Linked DNA regions of Mus musculus: region 2 is linked to region 1. The links are chromatin loops, found by intact Hi-C in ENCODE. Cell type or tissue: left cerebral cortex. All regions are shown on one strand. Each heading gives the region's core, and the rest is flanking DNA. Links, peaks and the distances in the headings are about the cores only.

Region 1 (15,559 bases), core at 3,067-11,066:
ACTTATGGGACACAATGAAAGCAGTCCTAAGAGGAAAACTCATAGCTCTGAGTGTCTCCACAAAAGAAACTAGAAAGAGCATACACAAGCAACTTAACAGCATACTTAAAAGCTCTAGAACAAAAGGAAGCAAATTCACCTAAGAGGAGCAGAAGGCAGGAAATAATCAAAATCAGGGATGAAATCAACCCAGTGGAAACACAAAGAACTATTCAAAGAATCAACCAAACCAGGAGCTGGTTCTTTGAGAAAATCAACAAGATAGATAAACCCTTAGCCAGACTAACTAAAGGGTACAGGGACAGTATCCCAATTAACAAAATCAGAAATGAAAAGGGAGACATAACAACAGAACGTGAGGAAATCCAAAACATCATCAGATCCTACTACAAAAGGCTATACTCAACAAAACTGGAAAACCTGGATGAAATGGACAAATTTCTAGACAGATACCTGGTAGCAAAGTTAAATCAGGATCAGATTAATGACCTTAACAGTCCCATATCCCCTAAAGAAATAGAAACAGTCATTAATAGTCTCCCAGCCAAAAAAGCCCAGGACCAGATAGATGGGTTTAGTGCAGAGTTCTATCAGACCTTCAAAGAAGACCTAACTCCAATTCTACTCAAACTATTCCACAAAATAGAAACAGAAGGTACTCTACCCAATTCATTCTATGAAGCCACAATTACTCTGATACCTAAACCACATAAAGACCCAACAAAGAAAGAGATCTTCAGACCAATTTCCCGTATGAATATCGATGCAGAAATACTCAATAAATTTCAGGTAATTCCCCATCTCAACATTCTTAATCACATTTGCAAAGTCACTCCTACAACATATCAGGGTATAGGCATTTTTTAAGGGAGGAGACATTCTGCTCACCAGAAGTGCAAACTTTCTATGGAGTACAAGGATACAAAATATGAAACTAGCATTCCTGAGTAGCTTGAGTGGTCTGGAAAGGGGCGTGAAAAAGCTACTTTAATTTAGACAAAAGATGAACAGAAGTGAGGGATTATAAGGTATGAATAAAGTCAAAGGTTTATGTACAGTAGGAAAAACATGTGAAAAGGCCTACAGAGCCTTGGATGGACCACTAGACAGTGAGCAACACAGAGAACAGATGTGCTCAGAATCAGGCACAAAGCAAGAAAAAACAAAACTTGCTATTTTATCCATCTCATCTGTGCCTTTGACCTCTCCCACTGCCACAGACAGAGTGAGTCTTTGTTTCAGGTTGGACTTTGTAGCTAGCTAACTGTGGCTCAATACACTGAATATTTTTCTTACTGGAGCCTCCCTCAAAGCCTTCACTACATGGCTTTAACAGACCATTATCTAGAGGTGAGAGAGACCCAGATCAGAACTCAAAGCCCACGCACACCACTGAGCCAATCCTGGTTTGGAAAGGTCTGCTTCTGGCTGGGGCTACTGTGGTTTTGACTCTCAATGACAGTAGCCTGTCGCTGTTGTATTTTACTACTTTGTTCTGAATGTTGTTGTAAGAGGGTCCGGAAATGCCTTAAACAGAGTTGCAGGCCGGAGAACCCACAGAAGTCCAATGTAACCCACAGCATGAAACTAAATCAAAGACACAAAATATCCCCACATTCACTACAATGTGCTAAAGGCCACCCATCAAGACAACATGGTTTTCTGCTTCTGAGAACAACCAGTCAAGATCTAGAAAAACCATCTCTTCATGGACAAACTTCCTACCAAGGACTTTGACCACTTTGCTCAGTCCTGACCCTCTTACATGTAGCCTATATAGGAACAGGGTCAACCATGTGTGCCTCCTCCGTCCCCAAACCATGATATAACACCCTGACCCTTAAAACCAGAGAACATTTTCCCACTTGCTCTCTAGCCACATTGCTGGTGGCTTGGAGCCATTGTATCATTTGCCACAGTTCAATCAGCCATTCATTTCAGAGAACTCTTTGTCACAGACCTTAATTTAACAATATATCATTTGCCGTGTTCCAAAAATAAATCATTTTTGTTATCATCATCAACAATGGCATAATAAAAGCAGTAAGTAATAGTAATATCTACTGTGCTCCTTACAGGACTTGGTTTAACTACTAAGCTTCAAACAACACTACTAAATCCAGGGACGTTCATCCAGTCCCGAAACTGCAGCAACTAGAATGTTCTTGAATGGTGCTTTCAAGAGTTATATTTATTACCTCATAAAGCCACATTTAAGTACTAAAAAGACAAAATCATTTTTGTCTAAGTCTCTTTTAATTAGAAAAAACTTAACACTCCATGCTAGATATGTTTCATTAGTTATTTTATGGCTACTTACCTTCTTTCATTCCAGAATCTTTAAGAAGTCTGTATATGTTACATCTATGCCTACTCGGTCAGACTTGAGAAACATCTTAATTTTTGGCAGTTAGTCAATTCATGCCTTTACTTTGCTTTTATCACACAGAGTTTGCTACATTTACAGCTTGTGGGATGCTCAATTAGCATCAGGATGCTACTCCACTCTAATACTTCTCCAAGGAGAAACACCAGTTCTATTTTGTAGAATATATTTACTTAATGATACAGTTTCTAGAAACATTTGCACTCCTTTTAAGAATAGACAAATAGTTATATTTTTCCTTCTCTCTCTAGGGATTTGTCTTCTTAGGTCCTTGTCACATGAAATAAAGCACCTTCGTGAAGCTCTCTTACCCTAGCCTTCCCTCCAAAGCATATGCATTGTACTTCTCTATGTATCCCTGCCTTTAGATTTATCTACCTGCTTTACTTGCCCAGTGCCAATGCTTGCACTGTATCTTAACCCCTGCTTACTGTGGGTCCCTGGGCTCCCTCCGGGCCTGGCCTTACCCAAGCCCAGACAATAGCTTCTGGTTATATGGGGCCACAGTTAGTTGCCTCTTTAGTGTCTCTACAGTTTCCAGAAGTTCTTGGTGCTATATCCCCAGACCTTATGCTAATAGAGTATTTTCTGCATCTTATTACAAATATTATACACAAGGTACAGAAGTCCTGTCTTCATAGAATCACTTCAAACTCTTAATCTAAACTCTAGCCTTAAAAGTGAGCATGTCAAAAAAGTACCACAGCGTGCCAGCAAGTCAAAACCTTCCTAATTCTTTGTGAAAGTTGCCAAAGGAGAATAACCTACATGGAAATGGAAGCTAAAGGACCTATCTCAAAGTTGCCGCTGATGAAAACACAGTGTTGTTCCCTAGATTGTATATTGATGAAGGTTGAGGTGAAGGGTTTAACTTGTAGGGAAAGTAATGATACTGTGTCAGACTCTAGATCAGTGCTTAGCCCAATGTTCATAGAAAGGCTTTATTCAGCAATTGATGCAAAGACCCTTAACCAAACATTAGGCAGACCTCAGGAAACCCTGTAGAAGTGGGAGAGGGGCAAGGTTTGTTGGAGCCAGATGGGTGGAGGATACCAGGAGAACATGGTCCATAGAATCAACTAAGCCTGCTCACAGGGCCTCACAGAGAATGAAGCAACAATCACAGACTCTACATGGGTCTGGGCTAGGTCCTCTACATATATACATTATGGTTCTGTAGCTTGGTATTCTTATGGGACTGCTAACAATGGGAGTGGAGGTGTCTCTGACTTTTTTGCCCACACTTGGGACATTTTTCCTCCTCCTTATCTCACTTTGCTATGAGGGTGTATGTGCCTAGTCTTGACTTGATATGCCATTTTCAGTTCATATCGCTGGGAGGCCTGGTCTTTTCTGAAGGGAAACAGAGGAAGTGTGGGTCTGGGGGAGAGAAGCAGATGGGGGGGGGCAGGAAGAGTGGAGGGAAGGGAAACTCTGGTCCAGATGTGTGAGAGAAGAATGAATCCTTGTAGGAAAGGGCTGATGGCACTGTGTGGACATAGCATCCCTCCTCTTGCCGTTAAAACCCCCACTCTCTCTGCTTTACCTCCTTCCCTCTCTGTAGAATCATTTCCTTCCAGAATTTCTTTTGCATAGATCATCAAACGTTCCCTCCAGCTATGCCTCAAACAGAAATCCAGCCTCAGCTCTCCTACTGTCCAGGTTCAGGCATTCCTTTGCAAAGCCTGTAAGATTAACATTATTAGTATTCAAAGATTAGTCTTCACTCTCCTATTAAGATACTGTTAAGTTCTACAAAGAGGGAGCAAAATTCTAAATCAACAGGGTTATTGGGCCCACACAGTGGTTGCTTACCTCTCTTATTAGCGACTCTGAAAAACAGTGCTGTAGAAGGCCCTAGGTCACTGGCAAGTTCCCTCAGGACTGATCTACTGTAAGCTGTTTACTCTACTCAACAAATGCAGCCTGTGTGGCTCACAATTCTTCTAAACATGGCTTGGACTCAGCATTGATTCGCAACCTTCTTAATATTATGACTTTTAATATAGTTCCTCCTGTTGTGATGATCTCCAAACATAAAATTATTTCATTGCTACTTTGTAACTGCAATTTTGTTACTGTTATGAATGTTAATGTAAATATCTGACATGCTGGATATCTGATATCATGACCCCAAAAGTTGAGAACCACAGGTTGAGAACCACAGGCTTAGATGTCTAAGTTGTATGCAAATAGAATGATTATATATGCAAACATACGTACATACATTGGTTGCACAAGTAAGGTTTATCTGGGAATAAGGAAAATTATGTTGTATTGTCAAAAGAAAGAAACTATCATTTGGATCATCAGGAGAGAAAAAAACAAATCTAGAAGAGTCTGGAATTTGATCTAAGTTACAGCACCAAGTCTGGTGACTTCTTCAGAAGTAATAATATTTATTCTTTGTAGAAGTTTTAGGAAATACAGAAATGTACAAAAAATACCATCTCTTTAGATACCCACAATTACATTTTGGCTTAACATACTCCCCAAACAGTTTTCTTTATATTATGCATAACATATGCCTTATTTATACTCTTTTGCATAATGGAATTATGTGATACATATGTCTTGCTTTTTAAAATACTAAGGAAAAAGCATATTTTACATAATTGAATATCCTTCAGAGATTGATTTTAAACAAATCAGTTTATATAGAGACATTTTTTATATTTTTATGTTACATATTTTCCCATAAGAATGAAGCCTATGTAGGTCTGGGACTTAAAGACCAGACTGAGCAGCACAGCAAGACCCTAGTTATTAGGGCTTTTTTTTTTTAATTTGTTGGTGGTTTTTTTTTTTTAATTGTAAAGATTTTACTCTCTCTCTCTCTCTCTCTTGCTCTCTCTCTCTCTCTCTCTCTCTGTATTTATTTATTTTTTTATTTCTTTATTTAATGTGAATAGACTGCCTTCAGACCCACCACAAGAGGGCATCAGATCCTATTACAGATGGTTGTGAGCCACCATGTGGTTGCTGTGAATTGAACTCAGGACCTCTGGAAGAGTAGTCAGTGCTCTTAACCACTGGGCCATCTCTCCAGCCCCCTACCCCTTTTTAAGTGAATAAATAACGATTTCTTCCTACAGAGTAGGCAGAAAGATTAACCCATTTACTGAACCCTTGAACCGTTGGTGATGACCTCTGAGAGGTGATTCAAGGTCAAGTCCAAATACTACCTTGTAGCCTCCCCCAGCCTTGAGCAGGCTGGTTCAGACCTTGCTGCCACTGTGAATGAAACCACCTGGGGTGGAGCCTTCTGACCTAGGTGGTTCTATTGTTCTGTCATCAGCACTGTTCATCTCCAAGACCCTGCTACCTGCTGAGAGGCTGAACCTGCCTTCCTGAGAAATTCCTGAGACAGCAGGCAACCCAGTGATTGACACCTTCTGCCAACTTAGTGCTGTCAGACAAATGGCTTACAGGCTGGCGTCAGGCATCCAGAATGGATCATCGGGAGATGGGCTTCCCCCTTTATAAGCACAGAATTTTAGTAAACATTGGGCTTTGATCAGCATCTGTCTTGGCCTTGTCTCTTCTCTCGCCGGTCTCTCTCTTACAGCTCTGGCCTCCCACTCAGGAACCCAGTTCGTGTGGCCTCAGGCAGCTACACTACTCCATCCTTCCCTCTCCTCACTTCCATTCACACAAACTCTAGACACTGCAGGCACAGAATCGACATCACCCAGCAGTGTGCTGTCTGTTTCCCCAGCTGACCTTCCTTCTGGAAGCTTCCAAACTATCATGGTCTTTTTGGGGGAACTCTCTAGCTTCAACTGCTTGACCTGTCTTCTATCTGTGAACTCGGGTTTCCCCCAGAGGCTGCCATCACTCTGGGAACCAGGCCATGGTTTCTCCATCACCATAGCTTCTTTACTACATGGTCACAACATTTATCACCATGTCAGCCTGAACCTGCTCCATCTGCCCCTCGGCAGGGCTGACACCTTTGTCAGGGCACAGGCGATGCCTGCTTAGGCTGCTCACACTATTACATCTCTAGCATGAGAACCGTATGCAGTAAGGCTTTATATAAGATTAATTTGATATTACCCAATTAACTGATTTTGATAGATTTTTATGCCACATATTTTCCTATGGGGATAAGGAGTGTATGAGAGGGGTTTTGTCTATGTGCTACTGTATAATATGTAAATCCAGTGCCTAGAAGTCTATCACCTTTCTTTCTTTCTTTCTTTCTTTCTTTCTTTCTTTCTTTCTTTCTTTCTTTCTTTCTTTCTTTCTTTTTTTTCTCGAGACAGGGTTTCTCTGTGTAGCGCTGGCTGTCCTGGAACTCACTTTGTAGACCAGGCTGGCCTCGAACTCAGAAATCCGCCTGACTCTGCCTCCCAAGTGCTGGGATTAAAGGCATGCGCCACCACACCCGGCTCTATCACTTTCTTAAAGAGTTTCAGTCCACAGCTTGCCTGTCTGTGGATGGGTGTGTGTGTGTGTGTGTGTGTGTGTGTGTGTGTGTGTGTGTGTGTTGGTTTTTATAGTAAAAGGTTACTATGCCCTTTTTCTGTTTCCTGCATCTCTCATTCAAATATATACACACAGTGCATAAATATCTCTTCATGAAAATATTAAACATTTTCTCAAACTATCTTTCAATGCTGTATCTTTTCCTTGTTTGCTACTCTAAACTCTTTAATTATTTGTTTACATCCCAACCACAGTTTCCCCTCCTTCCTTTCCTCCTAGTCCCTCCCCTCCCATCTCCCTTTTCCCCCAACCTTTCATTTCTCTTCAGAAAAGGGAGGCCTCCCACGGATATCAACCAAACATGGCATATCAAGTTGCAGTAAAACAAGACACCTCCTCTCGTATTAAGGCGATTGAGGCAACCAGACTAAGGAAAAGGTTCCCAAAGACAGGCAAAAGAGTCAGAAAAGAAGGAGTAGCACATGAAGACCGAGCTACACAGCTCTAACATATATATGCAGAGGGCCTAGGTCAGTCTCGTGCAGGCTCCATGATTGTCAGTTCAGCCTCTGTGAGCTCCTATGGACCCAGGTTAGTTGATTCTGTAGGTTTTCTTGTGGTGTCCTTAGCCCCTCTGGCTCCTACAATCCTTCCTGCCTGGCTTCTACAGGATTCTCCAAGCTCCTCTTACTGTTTGTCTGTGGGTCTCTGCATCTGTTTCCATCCGCTGCTAGATGAAACCTCTCTGATGCCAAATGCACCGGGCACCAACCTATTAATATAGCAGAACATCATTAGGAAACTCTTACTGTATACTAACCATTTAAAAGAGCAGTACAGTCCATGAGAATAAGATCTCTATGGTGCATTTACACGTTGTTCTCAGAAGGTGGCACAAGAGAGTCTCCTTGGGCTCCTGGAAAGGCCTACTCTGATGCATCTAGAAGCCCCTCTCCCCGGCCTCCTTTCTCAACTTCTGCCTTTTTATCCCTTGTTATCTCCCTCATTTTCTCTCCTTCCAAGTTCCTCTTCAGACCTGTGGCTCAAATTATGAGATTTCCCATTAATTCTGGTTTGTCCTATAATGGAGCTGGGGAAAGGAAGCAGGAAAGTGGTTCTTCCTAAAATGACCCTTCCCCCATAAGTGTTTGCATATCTCCTCTATTGTGTACCAAGGCACACCCTATTTAGAGAGCAGTAACCCCAAATATGTGATATGTGTTGCCCTTTATTTAAGAAATGCTAATTTGTTTAATTCATAAACTAACACACACACTCTCTCTCCCTCTCTCTCTTTCTCTCTCTCTCTCTCTCTCTCTCTGTGTGTGTGTGTGTGTGTGTGTGTGTGTGTGTGTGTGTGTGTGCGCGCGCACGCAAGCATGCACTTGCATGAATATTGTATGGTATTAGCATGCACATATGTACCTATGTGTGGAGGCTAGTGTCTTCCTCAGTCACTTCCCACCATGTTTTTATGACAGTCTGGGAACTCACTGAGCAATCCCAGGCAGGTTTACAAGCCCCATGGGCCTTGTCTCCTCGGGGCTGGGATTACAGTCACACGATGCCACATTGGCTTCTTATGTGCATGCTCAGCGTCTGAGCTCAGTCCTTATGCTTGCCTCCCAAGCACTTTATCAACTGAGCCATCTTCCCAGTCTCCAATCCACAAGCATTTGATGAGTTTATTTCCTTTAATAAAGTCTGAGAATGACCATTTAGCTAAAACTTTATACTTATATCAATTATATACGAATTGAAAAGGCATATGCATTTTAAAAGATATATTTTTAAGCAGAACAACCTCCTTATCCAGTATTATTAAATGTCGTCGTATTCTACAGAGCCAACTGCTGAAGAGGATAATGGCTGAGGCAGCATATGGATTGGCCAAGCTATCTTCCAGCCTGTGATTTTCTCAGTAACTGGAGACTTGAATCCTCAGAACTACACTTAGCTTCTATTTCTCCTTCTCTTTTCCAATTATTAAACTGAAAACTATTTTTCCACAGTACTTACAGCTTTTGACAGAATTTGTTTCAATCTTCTGGTTTGAGCAGAAATGAGAATTCTTCAAATAGGTACTGAGCATGCCACCACACATTAGCCAGCAGAGACACCCAAAGTGATACTTTTAGATTTCGGACTTGAGCCTTGAAGAAGCTCTTCGCAGGATCCAGCTCATTCTGTTTGAGTGCTTCCTCCCTGGTCCCATTTACTCATAGTGCAGAAAAGCTTATTACAAAGAATTTCTTTGGGTTTTTCCAATTTACCATATACTAATTACAAACCATTTTTTCACTTAATGTATTACATTTTATGTTGTATAGTATACATTCTTTATTGTTATAATAAACTTTATTCCATAGTTGGAAAAAAAAGATGTATTTTAAGTCAGATGACACATACTACCAAATAGCTTTCTGTAAAGTTTGTACCAAATGACATCCCAAACAATAATGTCCAGTAGTGTCCCTCACCATCAAGAATAACTTGTCTAGTAGACTGTAGTATCTCACTGAGGTAATAATGTATATTTCCCTAAAGTATATGTCTTTAAGTAATAGGGAAGTGAGAAGTGGTTTGATCTTGTATATTTTAATAATGAATAATTTCAAAGTGTATATTTCTCTTAGTAAAATAATAATAACATTTTAAAATCCTTTAGACTAATTCTGAGATCATCATAGACTAGGAGACACCAAGGTCTTAAATTCAGTCTTAGAACCACAGGCCACAGATATTCACAAGTAAAAAGAGACACGATCACTTAAGTATCTTTATTATTTTATAGCCAAAAATACTTAAGGTCTAGTTATTAAGGGAAATGTATTCCATGAGAGCCATGGTAGTAGAATCAAACAGAAAATGAGGTTTATCTTATAGTCTTATGTGTCTTCAACTTAATCACTATTTTGTAATATATGCTTTGTAATAGGTGGCACAACACTATCACACACACACAAACACATTCACACACTCACAGACACACTGACTTAAATACAAACACAGACAGAGAACATCAGAAAAGATTTTGTTCAGGGAACTAATACACAAAAGTAGGAGATTAATATTAACGAACAACTTCGGTAAGATGCAGAGCATTAATTCTGAGAATATATAAATGAAGTGAAATGAATAAAAGATGTTGATAACATTCAAGTTTATAGAAATGGCATACAATGGAAAAGGGTAAGAAAAAAGTCTTTCATGGGTGAGATGATAAGATGCTTTCACATTCTGAAGAAAACTCACACAGAGTCATCGCTATCTGCTCTTCCCGTTTATCTGAACCTGGCTGTGTAATGGGAGAGGAAGTGCATGTGCCACGGAGTTCCTCCCTGTGGCCTTGAGAACTGACAGAGTCAGTGGACCCAGGGGCACCAGGTTGAGATGAAGCAATATATTCCATCAATGATCACTCAATACAGCTTATTCTAAACCAGGTTCTATGGAAGATCTACTACCATCAAGGACAAGGTCTCTACCTCCTGGAAAAGTTCATCTATCAGACAAGAAAGACAAGTAACAGCAGGATGATATGAGCTGTGACCATCTCATCAGAACCATTGTTGATCAGTCCTTGGGTATTGTCAGCGCCGAAAAAGCTAGGAGTAGAGTGAGGTCAGATGCCAGAGAAAGCAAGCAACAACTTTGCCTGGGGACACAATCCTGGCTTGGGGCTGAGGTCTGATAACTGTCCCTAGATAGAGTGAGTGAGGCAGCAGGGCTGGCTGGCAAGCTGGAGCAAGAAAGAGCCTCAAGGACAAATGTGAAGTCAGAAGTGGGAGGAGTCAGGGAGAGTCAATGCAAAGACATGATAAAGGTGAAAGAACCAGACTAGAAGAGTTTGTAGAAGAACAATTCGAATCTGTTATGAGAAGGGATGTTCTTTTTTTTTTTTTTTTTTTTTTTTTTTTTTTTTTTTCGAGACAGGGTTTCTCTGTATAGCCCTGGCTGTCCTGGAACTCACTTTGTAGACCAGGCTGGCCTCGAACTCAGAAATCCACCTGCCTCTGCCTCCCAAGTGCTGGGATTAAAGGCGTGCACCACCACGCCCTGTGAGAAGGGATGTTCTTGAAGACTTATTGACCAGTCCCAGAAAAAATTTCATGCTGATCTTAAGGACTTTATTATCTAACCATGTATCTAACTAAAGAGGCAGATACTTATGGTGCTGTGGGAAAGAGTTGGTCATCAACTGATATTTCTAAGGCTTCATAGAGAAAGGAACAGCTTGGGTTCTGGTCTGCCTCTGGATAGAAGAGGAAAGGGACATGGTGTAAGATGAGCCTTCTGGCTAGGGATACTGTTGCTGTGATGAAACAGCAGGGTGACTAAAAGCAGCTTGAGGAGGAAAGGGTTTATTTAACTTATACATCTTGAGTCTATTGAGGAATGTCAAGGCAAGAATTCAAACCAGCAGGCAGGAGCTGATGCAGAGGTGATGAAGGACTGCTGCTTACTGGCTTGCTCCTCATGGCCTGCTCAGCCTGCTTTGTCTGTTTGCTTGTTTGTTTGTTTGCTTTAAAGATATATATATATATATATATATATATATATATATATATATATATACTGTTGCTGACTTCAGACACACCAGAAGAGGGCATTGGATTCCATTACAGATGGTTGTGAGCCACCATGTGTTTGTTAGGAATTGAACTCAAGTCCTCTGAAAGAGCAGTCAGTGCTCTTAACCACTGAGCCACTTCTCCAGCCTGAGCCTGCTCTTATTATAGAGCCCAGGACCACCAGCACAGGTATGGCACGCCTCTCACATCAATCACTAATGAGAAAATGTGCTACCACAATGGTTCTCAACCTTCCAAATGCTGCAACCCTTTAATACAGTTCCTCAGGTTGTAGCAATCCCAACTACAAGATTATTTTGTTACTACTTCATGACTGTAATTTTGCTACTGTTATAAGTTGTAGTGAAAATGTCTGGTATACAGGATATCTGATATGCAACCCCCAGAGGGATAGAGACTCACAGGCTGAAAACTGCTGCCCTACAGGCTTGTCTTACAGCCCAACCTTATTTTTTCAATTGAGTTTCTATCCTCTCAGATGACTTAAAATAGCCAGCACAATGAGACTGTTAAATTGTTACCAACATCCAACAGTACAGAGCATTTCTGCATCGTGTGCATTCTCTTGTTAAGGCCCAGGACGACACCAGGGGGTACAGTGCATTGATAGCTTTACTCTGCAGATTAAGAAGCTGAGGCCGAGAGAGCTCGCATAACTGATCCAAGGTTTCATGCTAGAATGCAAGCTCTGCCTCAAGCTGAACTCTAAAGCCAGGAAGAAGCTCTAAGGCACAGTTATAAAATTTTCTCCAGACTGAAAGCATTGGATTTCTGAAGACAATGGTGATACAGGCTTGGTGGTGTGGCTCAGTGTCATCCACACATACAGAGTCTTCAGAATTGGATTCAAATCTCAGCTCTTTGTATCTTTGCAATACTATTTGGTCAGTATGATAACTTAAGGCTCAGTTTCCTGTTCTAGATTAGAATAATGACATTATCATCTTGTTAGAATGTTGTGAGATTTACTGGCCAACACCCCAGGGTTGGGAGCTCACAGGCTCCTGGACTGAACCTGATGCTATTATTCTGCTAAAGCATAGTGTCTGTCTGTCCTTAAACTTCATCCTCTGTATTCACAGGCTAGCACAACTCTCGAACCTCATCCATGCAGACACTCACAGCTGGTCAGAGTGCAGAGAAATAAGCATCAGCCAATGGGGTGCTCGGCCACAAATGTTACATCTGTACCACATTCTTCCTCTACAATGTCTCAGGGACCATCAGAGAAGAGGGGCAAAGGGATTGCAAGAGCCAAAAGCTGAGGAGGACCAGAGCAAAAGTGTTTTCAGGACATGACAGGGTCTGTATTTATGAACACACACAGCACTGTGGTTGCCTGTACAAGACCTGCCCAAGACTAAGCCAGCAGACATTGTAGCACAGAGCTGGGGAGGGCCTCATGAGTTCTCACTCCAATCTGCGGAGGAGGGGAAGTCAGGGAGGCCCCTGGTAGGCAGACCACATTCCAGTGGAGGCCTGGCACAAATTGACTTGGTAGGTTATTTTAAAAAAGAGAGCAAGAGAACAGCTAGCAGCCTGGGTAGGGTGGGATGTGGGAAGTGTGCGCTGCAGTCTGGGGGAATTAGCTGGGAGGGGGGTAGAAGGTGAATATGATCAAAATACATTAAATGGAAATCTCAAAAATTAACAAAATATCCTATTAAAAGAAAGCTTGAGATAGAATATTATGAGATCTAAGTGTGAGAATGTACAAGAAAGCGGTTTGTTGGCTACAAAGTTGCAACCAAGTAGCAACTGTTATGATTTCTATTGTGGTTTAGAGAATGGTCAGGGTGGCCATGCCACAGATTGCTAGGAGAGTTGATTGGAGTCTTGTAATGGTGGGCGAAGATTGATGAGCAGGTCCCACACCAAGCCAGGGGCAGTAGGGATGGAGAGGAAGACCATTTAGAGGTAAGTAGGACAGCTCACAGACAGAACTGACTGAACGTGGGCAAAGTAGATAAGAGAGTTCGGTGGGGTTCAGAGCGTTGTGCTGAATCATCAGGAAGGTGGTGATGTCATCAATTAGGAAAGAAGAGTAGGCATGGTGATGTGATTTATTCCAGGAATACTCCGAGGAGGTGTGTATGAGACATCCAGCAAGCGAAGATGGGAGAATGTGAGTGGGCCTGTGTGTGGGGGCTCAGGAAGTAATGTGCTCTGAATTCAGATAAGGACAGCATTGGGCGTTTGTGAGGCTAAAACTAGGAGTTGATGTGGCCTTCTTATGAAACCTAACTCTATGGAGTGAAATCTGTAAGGCCATGGGGGTGGGTGTACCCACTCTCAAAGGAAAGCAAATCCCTATGTCAAAACACAATTTGCAAAGCGAAACAAAATTGGCTTTTTCTGGTTCAATCCAGAATGAGTTCATGGGGCCCATTTTTTGACGTAGCCTTGGGATGGGGTTCCCTTGAATCCAGTTTCAGAGCTACCATCTATGGGGAGGAGAAAATGGCAAGGAGAAGAAAGGGTTAACTACCACACCAGAGCTGAAAGAATGTGGTTACAAGGTCTCAAGCAAGGTCAGTCCCTAACTTTAGCTGGGAGGGTTGTTTGCTCTTTAAAGCACTCTTGAACCGTGAATTCTTTTGGAAGTCTCAGCTAGTCATAATCTGTTCTGAGCCTTTCCCATTCAGATGTCTTTCCCAGCAGCTAGACAGCAGGCTACCGTGTCCAGAAGCCATACAGCCACCCAGGGTCAGCTGAGTGCTCTGGCTAATATTGATCTGCAAGTCTGTGTACAATGGTGTTAATGTGTATCGGCAAAGAGTTGTCATGTACACATCTGCTGAGTCATTAGTGTGGAGATAACCATATTTGTCAAAGTTCCCAAAGAGAATTAATCACATGGGACTTAGATGGTTACTTTCTACTCAAACGGTTGTTCAACAAAAATTATCTTAAGTATTCAAATTGCAAGATTCTGGAAAAGTTGAATTGGTTAAACTTTTTCTCCTAATTAATCAAGTCTGATTGTCATTTCAACATAGTGAAGGCTTTATTCCTACGTCCACCTACAGACACCTTAATTTAGTCACGGAGACAGAACTACAGGCTAGGGGGATGATTCCATGGGTAAATGCTTACTATGAAAATATTTGAACCTGAGTCAGATCCACAGCACCCATTTAAGAGCTAGGCACACTGGCATACATCTGTAAGTCTAACCCCAGGGATGTGGAGACTGGTGGATCCCCAGAGCTCACTATCCATCAGTGTAACTCAACCGAAAGATAAGGGGAGACACTTAGTATAAACCTCTGGCTAACATACACACACACACACACAGACACACAGACACACAGACACACACACACACACACACACACACACACGCACATGCACACAACACAACACACACACACTGAGAAATAATAGGAACAAGAAAGGGGGCAAAGATAAAAGAACAGGCAATGGACAATGTATTGAGAGCCACTAGACATAAATATTCAAACTTTATTGACTTAAGATAATGAAATTTTATTTCTTAACTTCTCAAAGTTCACAGTCACATGCACATATATGATTGGCATGTGGCCACTTGTTTTGTGACTTTGACTCTCTTTAGGGGACTGTTTGAATCCTGTGTCACTCAGGAAACAGAGTCACACAGAACTTTCAAAGGGACAGAGGAAGGAAAGTACCTCATTCTGAACATACTCCACGGGACAGAGCAAGTCCCAGGCTACACCCAGTGTACAAGAGTTCTGGGAGAGACAGGCTCCAGAGTCTCAGATAAACAGGCCAAAGAGAATGTCCTTCCCCTATGGGGAAGCCTCCATTCTTAAATAGCATTTAAAATACTTTACTTCAAACATGAAATGAAATGAAGTGTGTATGTGTTTGATGCAGCTATGCATTGTTATATAAACATGTTCTTTACAAACTTCATATGAAAACTTCTTCATTCTTATCCAAAATAATAAAAAAGGAGTCTTTTGTAAAAGCTAGACACATACCCACTGAGTCATAGAATAATTGGAATTCTGACAGAAAGGTAACTGTAAAGTAGTTCTTTAAAAAGGAACACCACTCTGCTTTATTTAAACCCCACAAAGTAGGTAAATGTTTTATGGGTCATGGATCTTCAAACACAGGCATTATGTAACATGGGGCTCGGCTTTGAGTGTGTTTCTTC
Region 2 (15,559 bases), core at 4,866-12,865, 330 kb after region 1:
TTACTTACAAAGTCAGGTTGAGGCTTATGGTTCTAGAAGGTTCATAGTCCAAGATGAGGCAGTTCCCTTTTCCTTGGGCATCTAGCAGCGCTAGATCATGACGGGAACAGGAATCAGAGGTAAAGCAGCTAACATGGAGAGCTAGGATTGATAAATCCGTGTCTCTCCATCCCTTTAAGTGGCCTGCCTCAATGATCTAAGGGCATCTCCTCATCACGCCTCACCTCCTGAAGACCTGGCCCACCTACCAAAGGCACGAACATGGAGTCTCCTGAGAGCCTGCCTTTCTCACAGTCAATCACTGGACCTTCAACCCCATGGTCTTTCGGAGTGGAGAGGAGAGATTTTTCAATATCCAAACTGTAGCAATGTTTGCAATTTAGCAATGTAGCCAAGGTATGCATTCAGTTCCCGACATCCTTACTAATCCTGAGCACATTTGGCTCCGGCCAGCTCTTCCCTTTTATGTAAGCTACTGCCTCCTGAAGACATGTGTGATCCCTGCATAGGCTGAAAGGAAAGGTAGGGGATTTCACATCAGAAAAGCAAGATCAAACCTAGACCTTGCCTCCTCCTCGCCTGTGACTCGGAGCCTCAGAGGCCAGGGCTTCTGCTGTTCTGCAAACTGCCTGTGGAAGTGCTTATGAACTACAGACCAGGCCATCAGCACAGCAATGACTGTGACAATGACGCAGGAGCCAAGGACTGGAGTTCAGCCACTTGCCCTCAGCTTTGCTGCCTCTTCAGGCTCCAGTTAAATTAATCCAGTAGAATTCAGGACACATGCAGTAGCAGAAGGAAGGGCGGCAAATGTCCTCCCATTAGATGTTACTAGGAAAAAATTAGCAAGGAGAGCGGTATGGCTAAGCTCTTTGTAAACAAACAAGGAGATGGGGGAGGGGTCAAATGCTCGACACTCATAATAGGTCTCCATCAGCCACAAAAATACTCAGAGGAGGAGCTGGGGTGGGAGGCAATGTGCAAAATCTGAGCACAAAAGGAGCCACCCACCCACTCTGGGAAGTCTAAAGAAGGAAAGAATTACTATATGGAAAATCATTGCTTTACAGAAGTAAGGGGGGCTGCCAATTGCACAACCAAGAGAGCCCTGATTAAGAGAAAATAAAGACTGAAGAAAAGATGACTAAGAATAACCTCCCAGCACCCAGGGGCCTGCAGGATCCAGATGGACAATCCCTCCAGCTGCGTCCCCCTTGAGACCTCCCCCCCCCCCAGCCTTCTCATCAAACTCCCGCTGAGCACACTTGATCCCATTGAAAAAAAAAGTTCTCAGCTAGTACCCAACCTCCACCACCACCACCACTACCACCACACCATCAGGCCAGCCTGCTGCAAGCCTCCATGACTACAGGGGCAGAGGTAACCATGGTCCTGTCTGTAATGACCGTGCAGAGAGAAAGCAGAACGCAATTGGTGGAGTGCAGGGAGGGTGGGAGGACCTGAAAAGGGCAGACGTTTTCCCCCATCCATTGTTTCAAAAATCAAAAACACTACTTGCAGAAGGAGGACGAAGTAGGATTGAAGGCACTCCCACTGTCGGACTATCGGCAACAATGGCTCTATTTATGCTCCACCATCAATATGTAAACCGTTCATATCCTTCATGACCCAGCTATTCCACTTGTAAATGTGCACCTTACTACACAAGGTACTAAAAAGAAGTGTGCCATGGAAAACACAGTTGGAAATAGCAACCATCAGAAACCACCTCACCATCACCATCACCATCACCATCACCAACACCATCACCATCACCATCACCATCACCAACACCATCACCATCACCATCACCAACACCATCACCATCACCAACACCATCACCATCACCAACACCATCACCATCACCATCACCATCACCAACACCATCACCATCACCATCACCAACACCATCACCATCACCATCACCATCACCAACACCATCACCATCACCATCACCAACACCATCACCAACACCATCACCATCATCATCATCAATAGACACCATGTGGTGCACAGATGTAGCAGTGAAAATGAGCACTGCACATGTGCCCATAGTAAGAAAAATGAACATCAAGACCACACTGATAGTGTGCAAAGGCCACTTGCAGGATATTGATAGGGTGATCATTCCCATAAAGTGTTAATGCCGCACTAAAAGCACAGTTAGATACATAGCTAGTAAAGGGAGAAAAACATGAATGAGAAAGCTAAACAGCATCTTCAGAATAAAACCGTTCTTGGGGAGAAGAATGCGATCGGATGGCAGCAGATGTTCTCAGACAAGAGGCCAGGCAAGAGTCCCACACAAGATCAAAATGATTACCAAACCAATCAGGGGCTCCTTCCTAGGGGAGGCTAATTCTCCCTCTCTCAGCAGTCACTAGTGCCTGTAGTTCTTTGTCTGGGTGGGGCCCTGTGATTTTACCCCTTCAGCATTAACATATCTATTGATATTGCCACTGTTGGAGTCTGAGAGATAGGGACTCATTGCAGATTTTCTGGTCCTCTTGCTCTGACAATCTTTAAATATCAAAGAAGCAGAGGCCTTCAATTTGAGAAGGAGTGTGGCAGAGTGGGCCTGGGAGGAACTAAAGGAAGGGAAAGGAAGTGGGGAAGTAATTTAATTATGTTTTAATTTAAAGTATTTTTTTAAAATGCTTAGGAAAAATAAATTTGAACAAGAATAACTCTTAGGTGCTTTATTTTCCTCTTGCAGTCTCTCAGGCAGCACACAGCAGTGGCGGGAGAGTGGTAACTCTGTGTGGCACTCTCTGTGGGCAGCCTTCAAGCAGCCCCTCCCATTCCCCATCCTCCCCAAGAGATTTGGTCAACAGTAGAGGAAGAGCTGAGAGCGGAGAGTGAGAGCGAGAGTGAGAGCATCAGGGGATGGATGGGGCACAATCACTCTAAAGCCAGCAATGCATCCCCTGCCAATTTCTCCTCAGTTTCTAAGAATATAAGGGTACAGCAAAGTCCATCTCTGCATGGATGGCTGAGAGGACAAACTGAGCAAGTGATGCTCACAGCTGTCTTCTGTTGAGCAAGGTAGTTCACTAAGCAATTTACATATGTCATCTCATGATGACATCATTAATAATACCCATTTAACAAATTAGAAAACTGAGTCACCGAGATATTAGGTCCTTTACCCATGGTCACACAGTGGTGACAGAACTGACCCATGCCATTTGTCTGAAAAGTGGGAGCGACTCTACCTGACACCATTGCTGCAAAGTAAAATGGCAAAAGCTTTGACAGAGGTGTGTGCTCAGAAGAGTGGAGGCAACAAAGGAGGACTGACAATCTGTGCCTGAGTAGGTGAGAGAATGGAAATTAAGAAAACGCCACCTCATGCTTGCATGCTATGAACAAACCTTGAGAGGGGAGTGCATCTATGTGCCCATATATTGGGAATGAAATATGTATTTGTGTGTGTGTGTTCTAAGCATGCACGCACACACTATTGAGAGAGCTATCTGAGTGTGTGTGTGTGTGTGTGTGTGTGTAGGGGGGCAGGGAGAGAAAGACAGACCAAGGGCCTTAACCAACACTGAGCTGTACCCGATGCTCTATTTGGTCTCACATCAATGACTCAGAGTTCAGGCAAGGGCTTAGGTACTGGGAGGTGAGAGCAAGTCTCTGAGGTCCAGCAGCAAACAAGAAGCCAGCTCTGCGACAAAGTTCGGAGCAGAGACTGAAGGAATGACCATCCAGAGATTGCCCCACTTGGGGATCCATCCCATAAACAACCACCAAACCCAGACACTATTGCAGATGCCAAAAAGAGCTGACAGGAACCTGATATAGCTATCTCCTGAGGGGTTCTGCCAGTGCCTGGCAAATACAGAAGTGGATGCTTACAATCATCCATTGGATGGAGCAGAAGGTCCTCAATGAAGAAGCTGGAGAAAGTACCCAAGGAGCTGAAGGGATTTGAAGCCCCCTAGGAGGAACAACAATATGAACTAGCCAGTACCCACCAGAGCTCCCTGGGACTAAACCACCAATCAAAGAAAACACTGGGAAGGACTCGTGGCTCTAGCTGTATATGTAGTAGAGGATGGCCTAGTGGGTCATCAATGGGGGAGAGGCCCTAGGTCCTCTCTATGCCCCAGTATAGGGGAATGCCAGGATCAGGAATGGGAGTGGGAGGGTTGGGGAGCAGGGGCAGGGGGGAGGGGGACAGGGGATTTTCAGAGGGGAAACTAGGAAAGGGGATAACATTTGAAATGTAAATAAAGAAAATATCTAATAAAGAAAAAAAAGAAGCCAGCTCTGCCAGCCTGGAGTTTCAAGTGGCTGCAGAATCAGATGTTTTGCTGTATATCAACCAACCCTTCCCATATGAGGACCATGGAGTTCCAGCAACTATTTAGTGGAAGCAGCTTCAATCAGGGGAGCTAAGAGCTCTGTGAGGCTCACTGACTACATCTGGGGATGCAGGTTGCAAGAGAACCTGAGATCTGCAAAGGGCAGGCCCCCACACATGCCATTCTCTGTAGCAGGGAGAGTCGGTGCCCAAATGCCCACCTCCCTTTTCAGCCCTCCCATGTTTTCTCTTCACCCTGCCTCTCCCCTCCATGCTCCTCTCTGCTTCTTTGTCTTTGGTCTACATTATTTTTCTGAGCATCTAAGGCATAGCAAATACAGTTCGTGCTCAGCCAAAAAATTGCCATCTCTACCCAATTTGAAACACCACAGTTGGATAGGAAACAGATGTTTCTGGCCATTAAATTTTATATGAAAACTACAAATGTCCCCCCTGACAAATGAGATAAGAGAACCTCTGAGAATCATGAAGCCATGCCCCTGGGGTATCCGGCAGGAGTGATGCACGGCCTGGTGACAAGGGCTTGCTTTTTTCTTGCAAAATTGAAACACAATCTGGGGTAGAGGAAAAGGAAGCTGTTTGCAAATGACCTGGAGACCCAATATTGTTATCTACACCCCCCAGGCTCAGGAATCCCTGCCTTGGGAAGGATATTGCACAGTGTGGTATCACAGCGGTGATGGATTTTATTAAGCACCCCTCCATTTGCATGCTCAAGTTATATAATTCAATATATGTCTTGCTGTAAAGTTTTATGTTCCTGTGTGTGTGTGTGTGTGTGTGTGTGTGTGTGTGTGTGTGTGTGTCTTTTAAATTGCCAATAAGGAAAAGGAAAAACGATTCAGTAATTTACTGAATAAATTTTGATGGAACGCCTATTAGATCCTGGTCTGTGTGCTAGTCTCTGGAGCAATACCGTCTTTGTCCATAATAATGTCACTGAACTCTTACTTGATACTAATGTGTCCCTCCTCCTCAAAGGCCGAGTGCCCTGTTGGCACAGATGGACAGGGTCATACAGAAACCTCTCCTGTAAGAAGGGACTACAGAGCCTCAGAAACCAGGCATGGATTTGCCTATGCCTACTGCGGACCTCCAAGGAAACAAAAATCACATGTAAAGAAAAGGTTAGCAAGAAAAGAGAGAAGTGTTTGGAAAATCCAACTCTATTGTTTCTATATCCTGCTACTCTATTATAATGCAACAACTACCTTAGGATGTCAGACTCTTTGGTTACTATTTTTGTTGTTGTTGTTGTCCTTTCTAGGTGATAAGAAACAGAGGCACATTCAGCTACCAGATTATTGTGGGAGGGACAAGGAACCATCCCACAGCTGCCTGGCTGGGCCCACTTCATCCAAGTCACCACACACGTTCCTCCTCCTCTCTGAGGAGCCTCACTGCAAAAACTGAAAACTAACAAACCACCCTAATTTAATAAAATGAGGAGAGGAGAGGAGAGGAGAGGAGAGGAGAGGAGAGGAGAGGAGAGGAGAGGAGAGGCGAGGCAGAAAGAAAGAAAGAAAGAAAGAAAGAAAGAAAGAAAGAAAGAAAGAAAGAAAGAAATTCAAACGCATGTGCTGTCTCCCTTCATTTCTATGTCTGTTTTACCTTCTCTTCTCTCTATACACCAGCTTTGTCTTCAGTCCACCCAAGGTCCCAGCCAAGAGCATCTGACCGACTCAGCTTGTAGACACCACCACTCTCCATCCTCCAATCGAGTGGCAGAGCCAGTAGCACAGGCACAGTTGTCTCAGAGGAGCCTTAGGGGCGTGGCAGAAGACGTGCTCAGGGTCACAGGAGCTACACTTTGAGCAACTGCCACAGATATGTATGCTAATCTCTGATTATTCTGTCTTCTCTGTGGGGACTTCCTGTGTCACCTGTCCTGGGACTGCTTTAGACTAACACAGACACACTAACAATGTCCTCCATTTCCTGGCTCTTATTATTCTACCACAAAGGCTTGGAGGGAGAGCCCAGGACTACCAAGTTTTCTGCCTCTGAGTTTTGCCTCCAGCTCTCTCTCTCTCTGGGCTTTTGAAAATCTTCAAGCAATACTTGACTTCACATATGTTTAGTAAAATGACTACTTTAACATTTGATCAGAACCTTAGTAAGCCTTGTTCTCCTCAAACATCTATTTGGGGACATCTAACAGTAAGATAGAACAAGAAAATAATAGATTAAAGGAAAAATCAGATCAGATCACAAAATCATTAAGACTAGGGCTGGAGAGATGGCTCAGTGGTTAAGAGCACTGACTGCCCTTCCAAAGGTTCTGAGTTCAATTCCCAGCAACCACATGGTGGCTCACAACCATCTGTAATGAGATCTGATGCTCTCTTCTGGTGTGTCTGAAGACAGTGACAGTGACACAGAAAATAAAATAAAATAAAATAAAATAAAATAAAATCATTAAGACTAAGTACCAAGGCCTCACCCTCCCAGTGGCAAGATTGCTATCCCTCTTGTAAAATCCTCTATATGACTTATTTAAACAACTTGTGACAAGCAGGACACCAACATCTTTCTCCCATGCTCCTCTCCGAGAAATATGAGCAAATTAATACTAAATGATGCGAGGCCTGCCTGTGCTCTCGCCAGACTAAGGAGAAGAGGAACATAAACACAGAGAAGAGAAGATATAACCCAAGAACAAAAGAGTCTATCACCGAGAACCAGGAGCAGTTTTTGGAAGAGGTACATCATGTTACACAAAAGAGTCTAAATATTTTGCTCTCCTAGTTACAGCTCAGCTTCCAATTAATTTACAGCCTAAAATGTCCAGTCACCAGTGAGCGCATCCCTATACTGAAGACGCAGGCTCTCTGGCCATCAGAACATTCTTTGACCCAGAAGTACAGATAAACCCATCCTCTATGGAGCTGAGATGGGGTTTCCTGGGCAGGGAAAAGACCAGTAGAAGAGTAAGGACTTTTACCTGAATGAGAACCACAGAATGGACCGTCTCTTACGTGTGTCACAATGTAAAGATTTCCCCTGTGGCCTCATTTGCAGACCTGGCATATAGAATTGTTTTAACTGGTGTGGTCCAATTTCGCACATTCTTTCCATAGGAAGAACACTGGCCAGGCCCAGAAGTCAGGCAGAATAGCAAGCTCCCTAAGCTAAGACCCACGGCCCTGGTTCTTGCAATAAATCTAAATTCAGCCAGAACCCCACTTCCCACCACCGTTTTGTGGGAATAGTTGGAGTCCTAAGTGAATGTTATTGCATGGCATTTCAAAGACCTCAGAGCCTCAGCCTCATGGGAGTGGCAAAGCCTTCCTCTGGTCCACGTACAAATGTCACAGAGGCTGGCAAATCTTTGTGAGTTCAAGGCCAGCCAGTTCTACAAAGAGAGGTCCAGGCCAGCCAAGGCTACATAGTGAGACCCTGTCTCAAAAAATAAGTATAGATGTTACGAACAATTTACTTTTGGTGAAATTGGCATATGTAGGAATTATGAGCCACCGATTCCTCCTGGAACCTGTGTCCACTGCAGTCTGAAGCAGCTTCCCTTCAGAGACTGCTTACAAGATTAGCTAGTCCACCTTCTGCTCATCCCGTTGTATACAATACACCTGTCTCCTTGACCAAGATTAGCTAGTCCACCTTCTGCTCATCCCGTTGTATACAATACACCTGTCTCCTTGACCAAGATTAGCTAGTCCACCTTCTGCTCGTCCCGTTGTATACAATACACCTGTCTCCTTGATCGGGAGCTAGAATAAATACACCCAGTGTCCGGGCTGCTGGTGTATCTCCATCAGCGGGCACAGCCACCCAATGCCAGCTTTTCTGTATGGACATCTGTCCTTCATGGCCCTGCATCCCAGTCAGATCACCCCCAAAAGCCATGCAGGTTGCTGTGCAGGCCGAGGGTCTGGTTGCTTTTCCCCTCCGAGATAACACGGCTCTTACCAGGGAGAAGCCTGCCATAAGTCCCACGACAATTTAGACACCAAACCTAAAAATCTAAGAGTCTTAGGAGCAAGGTTCCAATGCAGCACGTGACATCCAGAAGATATGGACAATGAGTAAAAAAAAAAAAAAAAAAAAAGTCAAAATAGGAAATGCCAGTGTGAGAACTCCAACAAGCACCTGTGAGATGATGCCACATGTAACAGGACTTACCACACAGCCTGACCACCTGAGTCCAGGCCCCGGGTCCCACATGGAAGGGAGAGAGAACTGACTCCCAAAAGTTGTCCTCCGATTTATACACACATGCCCATTAAATGAATAAATAAATAATAAATAAAAATAAATAAATAAATACTTAGAAAAAGAACTCCAATAAACTGAATTGCTGCACAGCTAAACATAGAATTCCCTGGTAAATCTTCCAGAACAAAAAGGTCATGAAAATACAGCCTTAGGCAGAACACTTGATAGCAGCAGCTGTGCACTGTGGTGAAACAAACTGCCCCAAACAACAATCATTTATTAGCTTGCTGTAGTGTTGGTCATTCAAATGGGCTAGCTGGGGCTGGGCGGCTCCTTCCTAACCTCGCCAGGCTGACTCACGGGGCAGCTGCCAGCTAGCAGTTCAGCAGGAATCTTACAAAACTGGCCTTGCTCTCCTGACAGCCTATTTGGTCTTTGCCTCTCCACATGTTCTCTCATGCCCAGTGCAAATAGCCTTGGTTCTCCTGGAGGCAACAGTAAGGACTGTCGAAGACTGGAGAGGTGAAGCCAAGGGCTACCTACAGCAACAGCAGAGCGCATCCAATGACGACTGTTCCCCTTGGAGTGTAATATAGGATGACTTGGTACATATAGAAGAGTTTTCAAGTATGTTTTAAAAGAATGTGTCATTTAAAATATAGCCAACTGGTTGTTAGATGAAAAAGGAATCCCAAAATTTAAGCTAGCTGTGTTTCTAGCAAGTCAGGTTCAAACATACTAATCAACACTGCTCTTCACACAACACAACTCTTGCTTCTCTCTCTCTCTTTCTCTCTCTCTCTCTCTCTCTCTCTCTCTCTCTCTCTCTCCTTCCCTCCCTCCCTCCCCCACCTGCCACCCATGGTCCCTTCACAGTTTTGTTACTATGAGCATGGTGGTTTTGTGCCATGGTTTGGTGCATGTGTGTGCAAGTCAGAAGACAACTTTGTGAGTCTGTTCTCTCCTTCTACCGTACATGGCTCCTGGGGTCAAACTCAAGTCACCAGGTTTGGGAAGGAAGCGCCTTTATTTACTGAGGCCTCTCAAGGGCTCTCTTTTTTCTACCCTTAGCTAGGATGAGGCTAATTTTGTTATATTCTTAGAAAATTAATTGTAATCTTCTACACTAACTGCTATGACTAGCAAAACAACATTGATCATACTAGATATCATTTTATAAACTGTTTACCAGTGTGGCCCTGGTGTTCTTCTGCACATCTGGAGTCATGAGCACCTACATTGCGTTACCATAGGAACGCAAGCTCACTAGGTAGCACTTCATAACCTCATGACAGCAAGGCCATTGGTAGCACGCCTGTGTGGGGAGCACCAAAGAATGCCTACCTCTGACATCATCCCCGTCCTCATTTCTCTTTTCATGAAAGGTAACACGGGTGTGACTAAGTAGTTTTGTCTGCCTGTTTCCCCTCCAGAAGTTAGGGTGAGAGCAGAAAGCTTGCTCACCCTCTTTTATTGCGTACTCTATCCCTTTCAGTCCAAACTGACAGTATGTCTACTGATGCAAAATTCTTCAGAATGCCATGGATCTCTTAGGTATGTCACAGGCATATGTGCCACTTGGCAAGACAGTGTTGACAGAACCTCTGTAGATAGATAGCCATATCTTCCCTTTTGTTGTTGTTTTGTTTTGTTTTGTTTTGTTTTTCTTTGCTTAGTTGGAAATGTCGATGCCTTGTGTTTTATCATTTCTGGAAGTCATTGCTACTCCTTGGCCTGTGGTTGCCCCTCCATCTTCAAAGCTAGCAATAACAGGTTGGTTAAATCTTTCTCCTATCTCTCTAACCTACTTCTGCTGTAACCGCAGAAACGTTAACAGAATGGTACTTTTGTGACTAATGTGGGAAAGAGAACTTGTGATCTCTGGGACTCTTTTAAAAGTCCACCCAGGTAATTCATGAAGCAACCCTTATGTCAAGGACCATACCTTAATAGTGTCTGTAGAGTCCTTTCCGTTCTATAAGGTTCTACAGATTGTGATGTCTCTTTGGTAGCCTATTACACAGACAGAAATTGCTATCTCATCTAAGTTACTATTATTTCGGTATTGACAGTAGCAACCAAACTGGTGTTCTTTTTAAAATCTTTGTTTATGTGTATGTGACTGCCTGCGTGTACAGAGTACCCACGGAGGCCAGAACCAGATCAGGTTCCCTAGAGCTGCAGTAACAGGTGGCTGTGAGCCTTCTGATCCAGGTGCTGGAACTGGACTCGGGTCCTCTGCAGGGGCCATGGGCTGCACATGCTCTTAACTGCTGAGGCCTCTCCCCAGAACCCCGCCCCAGCTCCCCAATGGTAGTCTAATCAATGTGCTCTTCTCCAATGTTGCAGTGTGAGCACCTTGCTCTTTAAAGTGCTATCTATGGGGTAAGGCATGGTAACAAGAGCAGTAGAGACCTCACTTTATGAAAGATGGCTTGCCTGCTATCATCAGCACAATTATAATTGCTGGAAACAGAATCAAGTTTGAAAGCTGGCAAAAATATCACGTGGAGAATCCTTGGAAAAGTGAAACAGCACTTACATGGAATAAACAGCCCCTAATATGCCACCTTTATCCTCCATTTAAATTTTTTTTATTTGACTAAAGTAAGATAAGCCTGAAAATAAAGTATAAACATTCAAAAGAACTGCTCCTGTTTGGATGCCTACAAAGTACTGTTTTTATAGCACTTTTGTGTGAGCAGCTCTGTAAAATGCAAAATATTTTTCTTAGTAGAGCAGGCAATATGTTTGTTTTATTTTTTAGAATATTGAACCACGTTGTAAAAAGGTAAGAGAAATGGATGGATCAAAAGGAACCTATGAATGAAACTACATAAGTTCAGGGGACGTGCTAAATATAGGCTGGGAATCAAGACATACCTTGTGAGAATATAACACTTTATATTAAGTGTTAATGTAAAGAATAAGTAATCCAGGCTAAGACAGACAGACAGACAGACAGACAGATGAATGGATGCCAGGAGTAATGGAATGCATAGGATGGTAAGCCAGGGTTTTGAGTACACATTCAAAAAGCAGAAAGGCCAAGTACTAAGGTATAAGTACCCATTCAGCCTGAGAGCTGGCCACAGCGGGCCACCTAAGTCATCACTCATCTCCCGCACCCATAATGACGCCCCCATCCTGTCCTCTTACTTTCCCTACACACAGACTACAGATGGAATCCATCCTGGATGGATTGGCTCAGTGGAAATCTTCAGCTGTCCTTCCACACGGGCAGGCTCCACTTACATCCCTGGTTCCTCTCACTAGACCGAGATTACTTGTGCACAAATAAGTACACCCGTATCCCACACCTGCTACAGCACAGATCATGACTTACCTCACGTTCACGTTTTGTCATATGCCCAGTGGGTCTCCAGCAGGTGTAAGGGTTGTCTCAACAGTGCTGACCCTTCTGAAGGATAACTCATGTTTACAAGTGTGCTTCTTTTTTTCAATACTGAGGACTGAACCCAGGACCTCACTCATATTAGGCAAGTTCTGCACCACTGAGCTACATCCAAGCCACAAGACCCTCTTTGTTTAATGTTATTTTTGACACCCAGGAAAAATCAGCAGAGGCAGTGTTCCTGGCCACATTTTCCAGGTGTTTAAATTGAGGCTCAGAGATCATTCAAACGTCATCAGAGACTATTGAGAAATAAGGAAAGACTGAATGTGAGATCTTGGAATCTCAACCTTTAGGAAAACTTTACAAACTTCTTCCCTCCCTAAAGATAAAACTTCATTCAGCTTCGAGTTATCAGATCCGAGGCTACCTAAGCCTTTGAAAACAAAATGGATATTTTAATTTCTTTTTGAAAAATGAAGAAAAGGAATTTACCTGGGATGTTCACATTTGGGCAAGCACAACATCAAGGGAGGAGGCAAATGAGGAGAACTATGTCAGCCATGAGCCCCCATGGCAGAAGGCATGGGAGACGATCCTGTGCCTTGACTCTGGATCTAGGGTGTGCTTGCTGATAAAACCCGAACTCAGCTTCACATAAGCAATGAGTCTAACTTCTGTTTTGAGCACAGAATGGTATACATGCCCGTGGGTTCCCAACTAACCTTCAACAAATCCAAATTATTTGCCAAGATCCTTGAAGTCCTTTTTTTGAAATAGTCAAAGAAATCAAGAAACCATCTTCTAAGGCTTCTGGTCCAAGGTGGAAACTTGAATGTGTGTCCATCTTCCCTCCTTCCTAACATCACACTGCTGTGACTAACAGTAAAGAGTGGGAAGAGGAATATTATACATCACATAAAGGAAGCCTACACCAGGTCAGAAATCTTGACAGGTGTCTGAGTGTAAAGAGTATAGCCATGTGTGATGGCACACGCCGTGAATGCAGAGTCTATCTCCGAGTTTGAGGACAGCCTACTTATGTAGCAAGTTCCAGGCCAGCCATAGCTAAAAAGTGAGATCCTGACTTAAATACAAATGAGGTTATACTGGAGAATAAAAAGAAGGGAAGCCACCATAGCTGAAAGCAGAGACCACAACAGCTGTGCTAGGCCATGGGGTGGGGCCATGGGTTCAAGGACACAAGAACAGAGATGGGACCGGAAAGCAGAATGGAGTGGGTGGAAAGTAGACTGGAGTACGTGGTAAGTGAAGGCCTGTGGCTGAAATTACTGGGCAAATCTGGCTATGTCCACAGCTCTACACTGAACAACCCTGAACTACATTTGCCACAAAGGGTAACCTCTCTTTTGTCAGGACAGAGGCAAGTGGCTTACGCACCAGACCTGCCATAAACACCCATCACATGAACTGCCTCATCCCTCTTTGTTTCAGAATTTCAAATTCCAAATTTACCCTAAACAATTATCCATTGGCTACCCTTCAATCATCAAACAAACAAAACAAACAAAACAAAACAAAACAAAACAAAACCAAATCCTGCATATGCACATCTTAGCCAGGGGTTGGACCCTGACCCAAAAGAGGACAGTCACATCACCTCTTGAACCAGCTGACACAAGGACTCAAATGTCACATTTGTTCACCTTCCAGTGATACCCAAAGACACTCTTGGGTCCCAAACTCAAAGTGTTGCCTAGAGTAAATCCTGGGGATAGCCTGGCTCTGTAGGCCCTCACACTGGTTCTCTTTACCCTAGAGCCTATCTGCTACCCCTTATTTTTCCATGACTCCAGGAATCCTAGCAGTGCTTGCTTTCCCTCTCCCTCCCCCTCCCCCTCCCCCTCCCCCTCTCCCTCTCCCTCTCCCTCTCCCTCTCCCTCTCCCTCTCCCTCTCCCTCTCCCTCTCCTTCCTTCTCAGATCATCCACCTACTGTGGCTTGCAAATGTGTATCAGACCCCTGCCCCACTGGTTCATGTGCTAAGACTGAAAATGGTAGAATGTTTAAGAAGTGGAGCTTACTTCAAAGTCATTAGGGCACCAAAATTAGGGCATCACCCTCAGAAGACATGATGCTGGTCTCATGGAATTCTTAGCTCTTACAGGAGAGGTTGTAAAGCAAGGTCACCCCACATGCTTAGCTCCTTCAGTAAATGTCTCGCCATCATAATTATAACTATAGGGGTCATTACCAGAGGCCAAACACTTTAGAACCTGCATCTTAGACTGACATCCTCCAAATGTGAGCTAAGTAACCTCTTTATGAAGTTCCAGCCTCAAGTGTTGTATTATAGCAACAGAAGGGAGACTATTACATGCCCTACTCTAAAGGCTCCAAGTCCCCATCCACTGGTGTAAGTTCAAAATAAAGCTTCCCCTTAAAGAGATGGCAAATGTATTCAGCAATGAGAGAGGATGACAGAAAGCAGAAACACCTAAACATGAATTAGGAGGAGATCACTTCAGAGACCAAAAAACAATCTAAAAATGTTAGCCAGCATACCTATAGAGACGTGAGACATCTAGAAACCCCAAAGCAAGTACCCATAAGGTAAAAAGAATAGTCCAACACGATAAAGAACTATTTCTTGATTGAGCCACACAGAGAAACCCTGTCTCAAAAAAAAAAAAAAAAAAAAAAAGGACAGAAAGAAACTATCAAGATCTTCTGGAAGATAAGACAAAAACCAAAGAAATAGAATCGATAAGCAGAAATTTTAAGAAGTGCCCTGAGGACTTACCCAGGGAGTATTCCTTCATATGGATTCTGGGATAGGAGAGAGGGAGAGAAGAAGCTAGACTACCAGAGTCCACATGATGAAAGGAGAGAACTCCCACAAATTATCCTTGGACCTCCATGGCACAGGCAGGCACACTCACACTAACACCCAAACAATAAATAAATAGTTTTTTAAGAGGGTGCCTTAGTTAGGGTTTTACTGCTATAAGCAGACACCATGACCAAGACAACTCTTTTTTTTAATTAGATATTTTCTTTATTTACATTTCAAATGTTATCCCCTTTCCTAGTTTCCCCTCCGAAAATTCCCTATCCTCTCCTCCCTCCCCCTGCTCCCCAACCCACCTACTCCAGCTTCCTGGCCTCAGCATTCCCTATACTGGAGCATAGAACCTTCACAGGACCTAGGGCCTTTCCTCCCATTGATGACCTACTGACTAGGCCATCCTCTGCTACATATGCAGCTAGAGCCACAAGTCCCTCCCACTGTTTTCTTTGATTGGTGGTTTAGTCCCAGGGAGCTCTGGGGGGTACTGGCTAGTTCATATTGTTGTTCCTCCTAGGGGACTGCAAACCCCTTCAGCAACTTGGATACTTTCTGTAGCTTCTTCATTGGGGACCCTGTGCTGCATCCAATGGATGACTGTGAGCATCCACTTCTGTATTAGTCAGGCACTGGCAGAGCCCCTCAGAAGACAGCTATATCAGTCTCCTGTCAGCAAGCTCTTGTTGGCATCTGCAATAATGTCTGGGTTTGGTGGGTTTTTTTATGGGATGGATCTCCAGGTGGGGCAGTTTCTGGATGGTCATTCCTTCAGTCTCTGCTCCGAACTTTGTCTCTGTAATTCCTTCCATGGGTATTTTGTTCCCCCTTCTAAGAAGGATCGAAGTATCCACACTTTGGTCTTCCTTCTTGAGTTTCATGTGTTTTGCAAATTG

What was found. Hi-C counts contacts between places; a loop is a spot of excess contacts. Peaks named below come from ENCODE experiments on the same cell type or tissue, not always from the same donor. Only the 100,000 strongest peaks of a DNase experiment are listed, where the experiment ranks them.
Region 2: a loop joins it to region 1, with 3 times the contacts of the local background. A loop is called at or near these places in 5 of 42 quality-filtered maps.

What each region holds. Positions count from the first base shown.
Region 1 is chr4:12,016,022-12,031,580 of GRCm38, reverse strand. It overlaps Gm46844 (a long non-coding RNA gene), which reads right to left. Exons shown (of 2, transcript XR_001784245.1): 2 at 15,420-15,559. Among named protein-coding and RNA genes, the nearest start is that of Gm46844, 9.8 kb to the right of the region's middle. In left cerebral cortex, for the core only: CTCF peaks have their summits at 5,313 (motif pointing right) and 7,699 (motif pointing right); a DNase peak (open chromatin) is centred at 7,698.
Region 2 is chr4:11,685,285-11,700,843 of GRCm38, reverse strand. No RefSeq gene overlaps it. Among named protein-coding and RNA genes, the nearest start is that of Gem, 11 kb to the left of the region's middle. In left cerebral cortex, for the core only: no CTCF peak of the experiment used is centred there; a DNase peak (open chromatin) is centred at 8,749.